Linked DNA regions of Homo sapiens: region 2 is linked to region 1. The links are chromatin contacts, found by Hi-C or POLR2A ChIA-PET in ENCODE. All regions are on one chromosome and are shown on one strand. The core of a region is the stretch at or near the end of the contact, and the rest is flanking DNA. Distances in the headings are between cores, read along the strand shown. Region 1 overlaps CMSS1 (cms1 ribosomal small subunit homolog). Region 2 overlaps CMSS1 (cms1 ribosomal small subunit homolog).

What was found. A loop is a pair of places that touch in the nucleus more often than their neighbours do. ChIA-PET counts read pairs that join two places held with the same protein, here RNA polymerase II (POLR2A). Pooled maps may share reads with other maps.
Region 2: a map of ovary shows a loop between it and region 1 (2.6-fold over the local background). The contact joins two enhancer-like sites. A Hi-C loop is called at or near these places in 6 of 168 maps with a recorded cell type or tissue (B cell, HepG2, IMR-90 and 3 more), 8 of 37 single-sample maps with no recorded cell type and 11 of 50 pooled maps. POLR2A ChIA-PET finds 5 or more read pairs at or near these places in 7 of 52 experiments (AG04450, Caco-2, HepG2 and 3 more).

What each region holds. Positions count from the first base shown.
Region 1 is chr3:100,069,803-100,077,544 of GRCh38, reverse strand. All of the region lies in intron 1 of CMSS1 (cms1 ribosomal small subunit homolog), which reads right to left. All of the region lies in intron 1 of FILIP1L (filamin A interacting protein 1 like), which reads left to right. Among named protein-coding and RNA genes, the nearest start is that of FILIP1L, 41 kb to the left of the region's middle. RefSeq lists enhancers at 2,998-3,532, 3,533-4,067 and a silencer at 4,609-4,688. Within about 2 kb of position 3,349, at least 10 of the 41 ENCODE cell types and tissues checked have a DNase peak (open chromatin) inside an H3K27ac peak, as active enhancers do; they include ovary, where a contact is called at or near this core.
Region 2 is chr3:99,864,347-99,872,088 of GRCh38, reverse strand. The region is part of intron 1 of CMSS1 (cms1 ribosomal small subunit homolog); the gene reads right to left. The region is part of intron 4 of FILIP1L (filamin A interacting protein 1 like); the gene reads left to right. All of the region lies in intron 1 of LOC105374010 (a long non-coding RNA gene), which reads right to left. Among named protein-coding and RNA genes, the nearest start is that of HP09053, 44 kb to the right of the region's middle. RefSeq lists a silencer at 3,650-3,944. Within about 2 kb of position 3,558, at least 7 of the 41 ENCODE cell types and tissues checked have a DNase peak (open chromatin) inside an H3K27ac peak, as active enhancers do; they include ovary, where a contact is called at or near this core.

The DNA.
Region 1 (7,742 bases), core at 2,100-4,599:
GGAATGTTACTCTTCTCCCCTCTCCATTTCCTTAAATCCTCCTTATCTTAAATACACACTGCCTTGCATTAACTTTTTGTGCTATAAAATCCAGCCATGGCTTAATAGCTAACCACCTTTTTTGTTTAACTACTCTTATTTTTAAACTGGTTGCTGTCCTGAAACACTCTCAGTGAAGTACAAACATACTTGCTTCTCAGATTGTAAGAGAAAGAAATGACTTTGGCTGTTGCCTGAGTCTACTTCTTAAGAACACCATGCATCACTGATTGGGAGCTCACAGGATAACGGCAGATAGAGAGTTTCTGCATGATGGTGTGTTCCCATTTGCTTGGAACCTACGAGCAACATGTGAAAGTATGCAGTTCCTAAGTTCTTTGCATGTCAAGTACAAGCTATCCAAGCATCCACTCTTCTTTCAAAGGACGCTAAATGCAAAACACAGCTGTCTGTGACCTTGGGAGACCTAACCGGAATCTGCAAACAAGCTTATGTAAGCGTACCCTGGCCAGCCTTGTTCCGAAAGCCCTCTCTAATTAAATGAGAGTTTTGATTTCTTATGTGGAACAGTAAAGGGTCTTCTGGGAAGAGACATCTCTTGCAGGAACTGTAATTTGAAAAGTAATTTTTGTCTCTATTGCATCCTTAACTACACAGGACATAATAGTGGGCAAGAAATGATAGCAGAGCTGTAAATACTGAGTAAGTCTGACTAATTCCCAGGCTGCACAAAAGATCTTATTAAACAACTTTATTAATGACCTGGAAATCTGAGAAGACGTTACATTAATAAGTTCCTCACATGGCACTAAAGGTGGAGATGGTAGAAGAAACAGAGGTGAAGTCAAACAATATTCATGGATCCCTGGAGATCAGAAAAATGAACAGTAAAGTACACAGTGAGTTCAGTCTGGCAAAATACAATTAAGTACAAGTATCCAGGAAAAAATAACTCAGAAGACTGACATTCAGTGGGGATGAAACCTCGAAAGCATGTCAAAAGCAACCAGATAGATACTGTAACCCACAGATTAGATAGGATTTTGCAATATAACAGAAATAGCAAAGCATAAAGTAGATGTGAAGCTGTCCATCAGAGGGGCTCAGCACATGCTGACAATGATAAAAGAAAAAGAAGGGTGTTGGGCGGGTGGTGAGTAAAAACAGCTCAGTTATTAAGTCCAAAAGTGTAAGCACCTGGACTTTGGCTTTAAACATTCTTTCAGAAAGATGAAAAGCATCTGAGAGGCCTTTAGAGAGGGAAAAATATATTTACAGAGATAAGCATATGATGAGAGATTAAAGGAATGAAACAGACAAGCCTCCACTGAGCAGTGACAAAAAGAGGTACTTAACTCTGATCAAAATTATTGTTTACATTTTTAAGGGTTTTCCGGGCAAGATAACTAACAAATATATTTCTTAATTATACATATGGCAGATGAAACAGTGAGTTTCCAGGAAGCATCAGCCCTGCCCAAAGCCATGTAGTTGAAAGAAGACTCAGAATCACAGAATTTTAGGCAGGAAATGATCTTAGAAATTACATAGTTTTGTGTCTTCAAAGTGAGGTCTGAGGGCCTATTGCCTGGAGAGCTTATCAGAAATGAAGATTTCTAGGCTCCAACTCAGCTCTCCTGAATCGAATCCTAATACCCCAGAAGGATTAGCTCAAGAAGCTTGTAGAGTTTAAGATAAGTTTATAGATAAGAAAAGTCAAGCTCAGAGATAAATTGCCCCAGGTCAGTCATCAATAGGTCCTGGTTTCAGGTCCAACGATGTTACTATCACTGTGGGATGAAATTCTCCCCAAATCTATAAATTGCCTTTATAATTAGTTATTACCATGTTGTGTAATTTTTCCGAGAATTTATATTATAGATGTTGCTTCATTTAATTCTTGTGTAATAAGGAAAAGAAGATAAAAGAAAACAGAGTCTGCCATCAGTGGGTATAGGAGACAGTTAAAAAAAAAAAAAGAAAAAGAAAAGAGAAGACAAAGATTGGGATATGAAGTAAAAAGCAAAAACCCGAAGCTTCGAATAAAGCTTTGAAGGTAAGAGAACTTATAAAAATGCAAGAGATGTTTAAAGAACAAATTATGGTCTTCCTAACCTCTAAGCTTCCTAAAATAAAAGTGGAATCTCTGCTCGTTATCATAAGCCCTTCTCTCCTGTAGGGTAAAGGACACGAGGATGAGAACCAGACTGTGGGTTGTCTCTGTATCCATTTCTGTGGCAGCAACTAGCATGCTCTAGATTGTTCTCTTGTGTCATTAGAAGTCCATTATTTGAAAGGTAATCATATTGCATTGATATATCTTCTTTTAGCAAAAGCTGACCAGGAAGTGTTTCAGGTTGATCATTTCTGGTTTTGACGATCTCTATCTAATGTAATCCTTGTAGGGAGAATCTGGGTTTGACCCCAGGATAAACCAAAACAAAGGGAACTAACATAGACCAATAAAATATATCCTAAAAAAATATAAGCAATTAAAATAGCTTTATACAAACAAAGGTTTATAAAAAATCATTATTATAAAAGAAAATCAGGCCGGGCATGTTGGCTCATGCCTGTAATCCCAGCACTTTGGGAGGATAAGGCTGGTGGATCACTTGAGGTCAGGAGTTCGAGACCAGCCTGGCCAACACGGCGAAACCCTGTCTCTATTAAAAAGACAAAAATTAGCCAGGAGTGGTGGTGCGCACCTGTAATCCAAGCTACTCTGGAAGCTGAGGTAAGAGAATCGCTTGAACCCAGTAGGCAGAGGTTGCAGTGAGCCAAGATCGTGCCATTGTACTCTAGCCTGGACAACAGAGTGAGACTTCGTCTCAAAAAAAAAAAAAAAAAAAAAAAAAAAAAAAAAAAATCAAATGTTGCACATGCATAGAAAATAAGATTAAAAGAAACATTGGGAACCAAACTTCAACAGAAAGATGTATTTCTCAAGCATAGTTTTTACTAGTTTTTAGATAAATAAGAAAGCTTATTTTATTATAATTTTGCCAAACATACTGGCTATAGAATAAATTTGCAAAATGATTTCTGGAACATGATAAGAGATCCACAGAGAAAAATGTAGCAGAAAGATGGGTATTCAAGTTACATTTTAGAGTAGAAAAGGCCTCTGGAAAACAGATTTCAAAGAACAAGTTAATACAAGGGAAGAAAGCCTCTGATTTTTAATAAAGCCACAACATTGACATCTTGTCTGTTCCCAGAGTGTAGGGATTCAGCAACGGAAACCTTTGCCTTGCATTTTGGAGCTGGCCTGGGAAAGCAGCGAAGAGCTCTCCACAGTCTGTGCCTGGAGGCCCAGGGGGGCTGTCAGATTTAGAGCTCTCGGACTCCACTGCAGGATAAACAGCTTGGGATTCTTCTTTAATGACAACAGCGTATCAGCTCTTTTTGAGGTTACAGCATACATAAACAAGATCTGCCTCATATTTTCCAGTTGTGGAGGAGGGAAGGGAAAAAAAAGGCCCCCACAAACCTTTTCCCGCAGTTAACAGTAGAAGACGACTTGCTTTTACTTGAATGCAAGACTGAAAAAAGGGAAGGAGAACCATGGCGTGCAAAATGGCCACACCGAAAGGAAACAGGAAAACCATTACTTCCTCTGTGAAAACTTCAGTGGGCAATCAAAGGGAAGAAAGGTAATGAATGTTGAATTCTGGTGTTTTAAAAGGAAAGGGACATAAGCTTAAAAAGAGTGAGTGGAAAGATTCTTAATAAAGCCCTCCTGGAGACAAGACCCACAGAGGAATCAAACAGGAGATCTTGCCCGGCACACACCCTACTCTGCATTTGAATGTAGAGTGAACACCGGCTGTCATGTTAGAAGACAGACCAGTGGGTTATTTCCTAGGCTTCCTCAAGGTTTATTACTGGCATGAAAAACTTCCTGGCCTTCTTTGAGGAGCTCTAACAAAATGTGCTAAATGAAGATATTTACTCATAGAATTCCCTCTCTTGCATCCTGGACCCAAGTTCCTTATTTCTTTTTGGATTCAAGAAAACCTCAAGATTTCTGTTTTCTTGACCTAAGCCTACAATTCCCTGCAATCTCCTCTACCCCAGTCTTTTCGAGGAAGCTGCAGACAACATTTACTCTATTTGTATTTAAATGTATACTTTCATGACAGGACAGCTTGCTTCATTTTGCTGTCCTGGGCCAGCAAACTTTTTTTGTGAAGGACTTGATAGTAAATATTTCAGCCTCTGTAGGCTATGCAATCTCTATCACAAGAACTCAACTTTTCTGTTGTAGGATGAAAATAGTCAGATAATATATAAATAAATGAGTATGGTGGAGTTCCAATAAAACTTTATTTATAAAAACAGGTGGCAAACCAGATTTGGCCCACAGGCTATAATTTGTGACTCCTGGTACTAGTTCTCCCCTGTTCTATAATATAACAGCATTCTTAAAAAGTGGTGGGCAGATGAAAGAAACATGATGGTTTCCATTTTATTATGAACATACACATAAACTAATTATGCTTTGCCTCTGATATTAATCAAGATATATATTAAGGAAGTGGATGTAAAAAAAAACTTTAAAAAGTGCTCTTCAAACATATGCTATCATCATTATTCTCCCTACCCTGTGACAAAAGCAGCCTCAGTGTTCACTCTTCTGGCGAGGTTTTCAGTGACAAGTTAGAGGAAGTGGGTAGGTAGTTTATGGGGGAAGGAGAGGATTATTTCTTGTATTGAAGTGACTCATGAGTCCCTAGAATTTGAGAACCTCTGTTCTTTAGCAAGCTGTCCCAATTAAATAACTATACATTATCAAGTGAGGTCAGGTGATAAGTCCTCATCACCTCTGTCCAGTAGATAATCTGTATTTCAGCTGTGTTCAAGCAATCCCATATTTCTGGAAGGCAATAAAGATTTCCTAATTGTTGCAAAGAAGACTGTACCAGCTGGGGATTGGAGGTGGGGTGCGATGGTCGGTTGACAGTTAAAATGCTGGAACTGGATGCCAGAGAAGGTGTCACAACTTTACAAAGTAATGCAAGATATTGCACCACTGCAAATGCCTCAGTTGATGAAATCAGTCATAAGAGAAAATCAGGCACCATTAAGGGCCATCTAGAAAGGGGGGAATCCAGGAAGTCAGCCAGAGACAACTCTGTTACTTGAGCTCCAAGCCTGAATCAAGGAGAGCTCTCAGAGCCATGTTCAAGTTTGAGCCCAGATTTGGAAATGCACAGAATGAACTAGGGCAGGAGGCCAATGAGAAAATTATCTCCTATCAATTTTACACACATTCTATTTCTGACTGAATAATCCTTGGGTTTGGGCTTGGGGAGATAGAGCTGAAAGACTTTGGCACATGAGATTTGCAGTGGCCAAGATCAGTAGACCTTTAGTTCACAGCATATTGCCTAGTGTTTGGTCTTAAAATATGGTCCATGTAACGCTCAAGTGGGTGATGAGTCCATCTTTCTCTTCTGGAAGAATGACAGTTTTAAGTCCATCAAAGATGACAGTTTTATCCTAACGTGCTAATTACTTTGCCACGGAGACAACTGGTCCTCTGAACTGCTGCAGATGAGAGAGTTCCCTATATTTCAGTTTCAGTCTGCCGATCAAGACACCAAATTGTAAAAATGTAATTAGCTGATATGGCAAAGTCCCCCTGAAGACACCTGGTTGATGGGTCACTGGTTCACACCTGGGAAATAATGAAGTTGGGTGCCCAATAAGTGTAAGCCTTGAGAGCTGACAGGAAAAGGGACCAGGGCAGGAAGAAGACAATAAGAGGTGAAAAGTCAGGAGGTAGAGCCAGACAAGGATCATTTGGGGAGGAGCAGTCTTGGCCAAGAAAGAGCAATTATGGAGCAGAATAAAAGAAAGACCTAAGAATGGACCAAGGAAGATCTGTCCAGGATAAAGATGTGTCCAGAAGTTGACTTCCAACACTGGCCCGAGGACATCAAAAATGGGGCTTGGCTCTGACTGGAACCAGTAGGACAGAAGACCCACACCCTTGGGCTATTCTGTACTCTGCCCCCCACCCTTCTCCCATGTAAATTTTAGTGAATGCTTTGAAATCCAGGCAGGCTCAGGAAGAGGAAACAGTATCTACTTTGACTGTCTTTCTCAGGTGAAGGCCAGGCTACAGTTAAGATGGGGAGGCTGGCAGTCTCAGCAGGAACTGAGCATTACTGAGGCAGTTCTTCCCCATAGAACAGGAGGTCACAGTCCCTGTCCCTTACTGTCTTCTTGATGTACAAGTTTCTCCATCTTACCCAGCTAGTTATGTAGCAAATTCAGCTCTCAGGAGATGAAGTGAGTAAGAGAAAATCAGGATAAAATCTAATTTCTTTTCTCCACTTCCCCAGCATAAATTGACAGTGATATGTCTGAAATAGGGGGTAATTATAAGAACTTAAAAAGAAAGTTTGGAAATGCTAATCCATCCAAAAAAAAAAAAAAAAAAAAAGAGAGAGTAGCTTCTCTTAAAAACAAACAAACCCCTTTCTTTTAAAAAAAGAACTTGGCTTATTTTTTTCTGTATAACTGAATAGCTTAAAAGCAAAACAAAAAAAGGGCATTACATAGTGAGAATTTAATAAGGAAAATCATACACAAAGAAAACCACAGGCCAGGCGCGGTGACTCATGCCTATAATCCTAGCACTTTGGGAGGTCAAGGCAGGCAGATCGCCTGAAGTCAGGAGTTCGTGAATATCCTGGCCAACATGGTGAGACCCGGTCTCTACTAAAAATACAAAATTAGCCAGGCATGGTGGCACATGCCTTTAATCCCAGCTACTTGGGAGGCTGAGGCAGGAGAACTGCTTGAACCCGGGAGGTGGAGGTTGCAGTGAGCCGAGATTGCGCCACTGCACTCCAGCGTGGGCCAAAAGAGTGAAACTCCGTCTCAAAAAAAGAAAAACAACAACAACAAAAAAACCCCACGATGATATGAAGTCTTTATTCATAGACAACTTTTGATGGGGATGGGCAGTATCTTATTACAACCCCATACATCCACTTAAATTGGCACAAGGTTTATCTGTAAGTTTTATACCTTAAAATGTATTTAAGTTGAAAACTAAACTGATGGGGAGAATAAATCAACATTATTTAATATTCAAGTCCTAAGTAAAACAGAGTACTCAAAATTGGCACTAGTATAAAATTTTCTTTAAAATTTCATTAATTAGAAGAGATCAAACAGTCATTTCAGATATGTCTATTAATTTTACTCTGATCACACTCTTTCAAGTATTATGGTGATCAATTTTCCCCACAAACTTGCAAGGGAGAAACAACTGACCTCCCCACAAAATCTAACTTCAATTAACTATCTAAGGATGATATTCAGTGTTTCTCACATTAAAGGAGTTCAGAATCATGCTCTGGCTGTAACAGGAATGAGCACAGAGCACTTCATGTTAGCTGTTTGGTATCACTGTCCAAATCCACGGCCTCTTTCTGCATACCTTATGACAGTGCCATGTGTACATCCTTAATCAAATACTGTTAATTTTTAACGCATGAGTTTTTTATTTGAGGATCAAACAAGAATTATGTTTGAAATAAAAGGAAAAAAAAGGAGAAAAATATCTTAATGTACCATAGACTTGAATTACCCTATCAAACCAGATTTTCTTTTTTTAAGTTTCCAACAAAATGAACTGGATAGTGTGAGTCCTCTATTTCTCATATCCAGGGTAGATATCAGCTCCCTCTCGTAGGGCAAATATTTCTGCTTATGCCCTCACA
Region 2 (7,742 bases), core at 2,309-4,808, 210 kb after region 1:
TTTCCTTAATTAGTGCTAGGAAGAGAGGAGAACAGAAGCCCCAGAAAAAGCCTCAGTACTGTAGGTGTTAATTTAGATATAAAATCCATTAAAAAAAGAAAGTAGAAAGGTTCAAAGTTCTTAAGTATAAGCAATAAAAAAGCAAAGGATAAGGAAGCATTGTGAAAATCAATACAATTTAATCAGGCTACAACAACAGAAGGGAGGTGATAAAGGGAGGAAAGAGAAAATAAAAAATAAGTGTATTTAAAGGTCCTCCGGCTGGCAAATCCCACTCTCTACTTGGAAGGTGAGAGGTGCCCTGGAAAGACTGTGTACTCTGTGGTCAAAGACATTTGGGTCTGAACCACTAACTTGACAAATGACCTTCTATTAGTATCTTCCAGCTAAGCATTTTGCACTCCTCAGACGTCCGCAGCTAGCAGGATCCCTTTCAAAATTCAAAGTGACTCAATGCCTTCAAAACAACCTCCCCCAAAACTGCAGAGGAAGTCACCTATGAAGGCTACAAGCTCCTGGTGGTACTTACCCTGCTTTATTTTCCTTCAAACTGTGCACTGTGATGTGACATTAAATTACTCATTAATGATTTATTTGCTTATTATCTGTCTCTTGGACTATAAACTCCTTCAGGGTCAGTTTTACAACCAGCTTTACCTCCAGTGCCTAGGAAAGTACCGAGGTACAATTAGTAGGTGTGTTGCTGGGACAGAAAAGGTGTTGGATAAATATATGAACAAATTACAACCTAGAAGCTGCTTATTTGATACAAAAAAAAAGTGTTTCTGCAAACAGTGGGCTGTGGAGGGCCCCTTCTTCTAGATTTTGTTTAGGAGCTGAAAACAAATCTCAGCCACTACTTAAAGCAACCATATGGAAGTGACTTACAGAAACCAGTTAGGCTCAGGTTAAGTCAAGGCAGTGAACTTAACTAGAAACCAAGTTAGGCTCAGCTTAAGTCAAGGCAGTGAAATCTGCTTTGTATGGCAGTGTATGTTATATAGGCAGACTAAGTCAGATGCTTTTCTGCCCATCTTCATCTACCTCAGTTTAATTCCCTCCCCAATAAAATGAGACTTTGTATACCTGGTGAAGGAGTATCAGGTGAGTCACCCGGGGGCATGGAATGGCCTTCAAGCAAAATATGGAAGAACACAGTGCAGTGGTTAATGAAGGGTGGACTCCTCTGAATTTCTCTAATCTCTGTGCCTCAGGTGAAGGCCTGGAAGATGCACTTACGGGGCACAAATGGCTTATCTTTGCCATGCAGCAGACTGCCTTTTCCCAAGCATGTACTTCATTCCAAAGTTTCTGTGGGTAAACCAGTGTATCTCCCAGATTTTACAGAAGAGTGATTTTTCTTTAATTTCAAAGTTACTCCAATGTCAACCTGTGAAGCTAGCCTAGGGCTTATAATTCTCCTCAGCAGTAGCAAACATTTACTGAGCTAAGCACAAGGCATGAAAACAGGCCCAGCAACTAAGTTCACCACACACCATACCATGTCACTAACCCAGCTATAGCTACTAGCATGGACTGGTACCACATTAATGACAAGGACTAAGATCACTAGCAGCTCTTGGACAACAACTTCAATTATGGTCCCATCCCTGCTCTATTTTAATTGACTGGTAATGCAATGAAGGTAGGAGAGATCAGCTACACATAAAAACTAAGTAAAGATAAACAATGTGGGAGAATGCTTATAAAAACTTCAACAGAATATAGTCAATGGCCAACCTTGCTGAATAGTGACACTGAATTGACAGGGATAAATGTTAGTGTCTCAACGGTGAGACTAAAAGAGTAAGAATAATGGGTGGATAAATCAGAGTTCTACTCTTCTTAGCTCTGCCATCCATTTACTGGGTGAGCCTCCTGTTCCCTTGGTTTCTACAAATTACAAAAAGGGAACAATGTCATCCACCCCAAGTATTTCTCAGTACTCAATAAAGATTGAATAATGAGCAATAACCCTCATGGGAACTCTGATCAAGTAGAGAAGAGACAATATAAAAATAAAAGCTACTGATTATATCACTACAGAGACAAATTAGCTAAAGAAAATGAGGGTAATTTGAGGGAAAGAGTCCACATGTAAATGGAGAAAAGATGAACACAGCTGTAGCACTTGGGCCTGTGAGAGCTCCAAATCACTGTATCTAAAGCAGCCTCAAGGCTGAGGTCAGTCCTCTAAGATGGGCTGCCCTGACAGAAGCAAATCTGCCAGATTTATTGTGTCTCATGGCCCACCAGTCCTGGAACAAAAGTTTAAAGGTGAAATATGTTTTTCTCTTTCTTTTTAAAATGCTTTTTTATGTGAATCAAAACAAAAACAAATCTCTGAGCAGAGATCATAAGTGGAATGTAAAACATCACATTTGGGCTCGCAAGACTTAAGTGTCTGCCTGTTAAATTTGAAGAAAAGGAAGGAGTTGCCTGGTCCAGGAGCCTAGAGAGAACATGAGAAAGTTGCTGGTTTCTTGCTGAAGACAAACACCCATTCAGTGAGATATTGTGGAAGTCCCTTAGTCTTAACTTGTTAGTCTGTTAATTGGGAATGGCAGAAGAAGTGAATTACTCTGTGGAATTTTGTGAAAATGAATCCACTGCTGCTAAAAGGAAAATTATCTACTTTTCAAACACTCATATTATTAAAATAAATACATTATGTTTGAAGTCGCATATTATTCTTGAGGCTTTCAAATAAAAGTGAGAGTAACTTTGCCAAGTGATTTGGGGCTCCACTAATCTCCCCCCAAATTCTGCCCCATAAAATTCTTTTTACAGTTCAATAAAATTCATTAGGCTGAACACAGATGCAAAGAATCACAGGCAAAGTTAAGATTCTCTGGCCAATTTTCCCCATCTGGACTTTAATTAAATTTGTCTCCAAGTGAATTCTTCTCTTCACTAAATGGTTCTCCTTCCAGAAGTGACAAGAACAAGAGGAACAAAACTCTACTTGTCCTTCTTCCATTCTAATAACAAGTCATTCTGAGAACTTTAGGTACCACTCAGCCTAAGGGATGGTTATACTCCCCTAGGAAGTGGTTCTTTTTACCTCTCTATCATTTGGTCAAGTATGCACAGAGTTCAACCCATATGAGGGATACAGAGGTATTATTCCTTTAAGGAGCTTACAGTTGGCTTAACGGCAAAAGTAATATACTAAAACAAATTAGAAAGCAGTACAAAATAATGTAGAATATTTAGGTAATAAAGCTGTAAGGGCTGTGGGGACTTAGAAAAGGAAAATCAGCCAGGGTTAGACAAGTTAAGAAACATTCATGGAAAAGATGGGAACTGAAATGTAAATGGAGATGACTGAATGCAGCATTCCAAAAAAGATGGCAGACTTATTCTTCAGAAGTCTATTATGAAAGGAGAACCTGAGGTTAAAAGACAAATAAGGCTTGTGCCAAGATCAGAGCACCCAAACTGTAAGTTTAAAAACCCATTATTTGGCCTTCAGAACAACCTGGACTTATGCAGAAAGGAAGGCAGCTTAAAGTAACATCACTTCTTAACCTGAAGCTTAAACGTGATGAAGCAGTTGGCACAGTGCCAAACCTATAGCAGCTACTGTTACTCTTCTGGTTATGCTAGTCTATCCATAGGGATGATGCTCCTTCATCATCTGGTGCTGCTGGGCTGACATATAGGGGGCTGTCTCAGGCCAAAGAGGAGGTCCTTTGTAGGATGCAGTCATGAAGAATTCCTGTTCTCAGACACCCAGCTGTGAAGTGGAGTAAAGGATTAAGCTTGTTGAAGATCTGTCTCTAGCGTGCCTAACCTTAGCCACTCTGTAAGGAGAGGTTACCCTTTACCTTGATTTCCCTGCTACAAGGCAGTCCCTCCTGTGAGAAACCCACAAGAACTTTCCTAAAAATGTCTTACTCATCTGAAGTAAGAAACAACTTCCTGAGCAGGTAAAGGACCGAAGAGAGCTGGTGACTGCAAAAGGCTTAAAAGCTAGTTTGGAATCTCCCTGTTTTACCATGCACCCACAAAAAACAAATCTGTAAGACAAATCTTTACAACCTGGGCTAAATGGCTTATATCAGATCCTAGCCACAAACAATAAAGAGTCTCTTTTGAAATTAACAGTCTAAATACTTTTTGCCTAGGTGTTAATTTTTCAGTTTAATTGTACTTTGAATTTAGTATAACATTTTAAGTACTTATTTGCTTTTACAGCATACTTACAACTTGTGAACTACAACAGACTCAAATAAATCTGAATCCCATGGAATTCCAATTACGGTTTTCCATTCTTTTGAACCATTGAGACTTGATGAGCCATAAAATCTCTTGACATGTGAATTTGTATACAGTGTTATATAGGAAAGAAGGGAGGAAAGGACTCTAAAGATTGTTGGGAGTATTTATTTTGTGGAACTGAGATTTGAGATTGCCAAAGGCTTTGTAGACCTTAGAGACAAAATTGCACTGCTCTTCCCATGTTGCAGCTAAGGTGACAAGCAGATGAGGTAAGGTCAGATAGTTAAGTCACTAGCAGATTTTGGTCCAACATTTCCTGTCCATCAGATATGTGGCTTTTCAATTGTTTAATACCTGGGGTTCTGCTTTCTTTGTTTTTAGCTGTGAATTAGTAAACTTTAAAAAGCGATGAATAGTGAAGCCAGAGCTTTTTTCAAAAACCTTTTTTTCAGCTACTAAAACCTGAGATAGTTTGCCTTCTCTTAAAATTCAAATCACAAGGTAAGATATGGTCAGGGCAAAAATGGATGGTATTCAAATAGCACATACATGAGGTATACTATAGCCATTTCTTTAACTGCCACAAACAGAACATTTCTCACATAGATAAACTAAATGGGTGAAACTCCTGCTCAGGGACAGTATAAGCAGCAGACCCAGGGCCAAGAGAAGTGGGGTACAGTCATTGCTCTCACCTCTAGCAGATATGCTGTTGACCACTGTCATATTTTGATGGAATTACTCCTTGCTATGCAAGCTTAATATCCTCTAGAACATGTTCATCTTAAAAGAACCCAACTTACAGGAAAGGAAGTATGATCAGACTGTTTATGCATTTTCTGTCTTCTCAGTATTCAGAAGTTGCTGAAAAGGAAAACATAACCCAAATGCTCTGGACTTACAGTCAAGGGAAAATTAAACAAGGCTCAGATAACCAAAATAATTTTAATTTGTACAAAGCATGCAAGAGGACAAGCAAAACACAGACCACAAGAAAAATGGTCATTCATGTTCCAGCAGATTACAGAATAAAACTTTTCCACCTGTCTGTAATTAGAGATGGCATATGGCCCAAACTCTCACTTTGCAAAAATCATGGAAAAGATATAAACCAATCATCCTCAGGAACTAGGAAGAGTGGGTAAAGGTAGAAGTAGGATGCTCACTGTGGCTCATGATTTAATTGTTTACTCAGCAGGAAGCCAAGCCACACATTAACCCTCATCCTCTAACTGCCTGAACCTCTAAGTACTCTTAAATGTATTAAATTTCCCTATTTTCCTTGCTCCTTGTTTACTGATTTATGACAGCTAAAATCGAGGACCCAAAAAAGTCCTCTAAGGATCAAAATGTTTCACATTTTATACTCTTCAGGCTGCTATCCATCCTGTTTCTATGGCAAACTGTGACTTCAGTAGTCACAGTAAAACATAGGCATCTGTTGTTGTGGTTTCTAAATTTCTGAAGTTTGAATTTCCCACTAACAAGTTAGGAAACGTTTGGTTTCCCAAGCATACCACTTTAGCCACTGCCTCTGTGTAGGCAGCCAGACTACAAGGAGGTGAAAACCAGTGAACTTATCCATTCTGGTACGTGACTGGCCCCTGCTTTGGCTTTTTATTAAATGTGGTGAACTGAACAACAATTAAGGTAAGAAAGCCACATAAAAAAGGAAAGCCTTTAAAAAAAAAAACACAGGCTTAAAAAAAGTTTTAACTTTTTGCTCAGAATAAGTTCTGGAAAAGGATACATGCTTTCTACAAAGGAGAGAATAAAGGAGAGAATAAAGGAAAGAAAAGCAGCCCAACGAAGAGTAGAGGTTAAGAGAAGGAATCATATTAAATCCTCCAAAATGCCCACGTGCAATATCTAAGTGAAAATAACCTGTGACCTGGGAAGAGAAAAAAGGGACTAATGGAGGTTAAAAACAAAATTTAACAGCTACATTGGAATGATTTTCTAAAGAACCATTCCTGGATTCTTTAATCTGCTAAAATACAAAAGGATCATTGAAATATAAATGGATTGTGAGCAATAAAAAAACATATAAATATTCTTAATAAGATAAAATACATACACACATATTTCTAAGGATATATATATATATATTTATTATTATGCCCTTGAAGTCTGTCAGAGAAATGGCTGCCTGTTAAAAATATTTTCCAAGAACTTTAGGTTCCTTGAAATGTTCTATGGAAATGGTATTTATGACAAACCCACCACCTCTGGGGAACATGAGATGTTATTACTGGCAAAGTCACAATTTTTTAAACCATCCAAAAATAATTATGAATTTATGCCAAATGACGAAACTTGCTATATTATTATAATGACTAAGAGAATATTTGCTAATGTCTCAAGATCAAGGCTCAAAGTAGCCATGAACCTATAGGAAATACTGTGACACAACACTGAATTGCTAGTGGTGGTGATTTGGGATCTTTGACAGGCAGAATATTACAGCACACAAATTCACTGGAGAGGATGGCTCATGAGATATAATATATGAGATAGGAAGTGTGGATGTATGTAATGGGGTGAGAAACAGGATTTGGAGTAAAAACTACACTGGCATTCTGGCTCTGCCAATTACTCACCAGGACCTGTGGCAAATTAACTTTTTTGAGCCTCAGTTCTTATTTGTAAAATAAGAAGACGGTAATACCTGCCTCCTATGACTGTTTGCAGGACTAACACGGTACATGGCATATAAAAATTGTTCAACTAGCTGTTATTCCTAGACTATAGAGAGGAGGGCCTACTATATGTCTATTGCTTAGTTATACCCATGCTTTCAAATATGGTACCTATTTCAAAAATAGAAGAGGTATTTGTTCAAATATTTATTGAATACCAATTAAGTACCAGGTACTGTTCCCTACCAGAAATATAGTATTAAACAAAATAGACCAATGATTGACTAATCATTGAATGAGATGCGTGTGTGCGCACATACACACACACCATTACCTGCATGTAGTTTACATTCTAGTAGGAGAGACAGTAATCAATAAATACATAAAATATAGTATGCCAGATGGTACTAATGAGGTGAGGGGGAATCCAGTGGTTCCTGGGGAGACAGCGAGCACAAAAGCACACCATGCCGTGTTCTGTTTGAGGAATAGCAAAGAAGCTGGTGAGTGGGCAGAGGAGCAGAGTGAGCAAAGAGGAGAACAGTAGAAGGGGTCAGGGAGCCAAGTGGGTGGAGCAGAAAGCATGGGAATGAACAAATGAACACCAAAAACATGGTATGGGATAAGAGGAAACTCTTCTGAGGTCAACATTTTTTGTCTGGGGTTTCCGGCATGTAGCCTGGTTGTTAGGTAGAAAGAACACAGACTTCGCAGCCAGTGAATTTTTATTCTGGTCTGTTACCTGTACTGTTTGGAAAATTATTTAACCTCTGTAAATTTTAGTTTTTTGGTTTCTCCTCCATCTGCAAAATGAGAATAATAATACTTAGCTCATACAGTTGCTATAAGTATTAAGTGAGATCTAGTGGCACAGAGTAG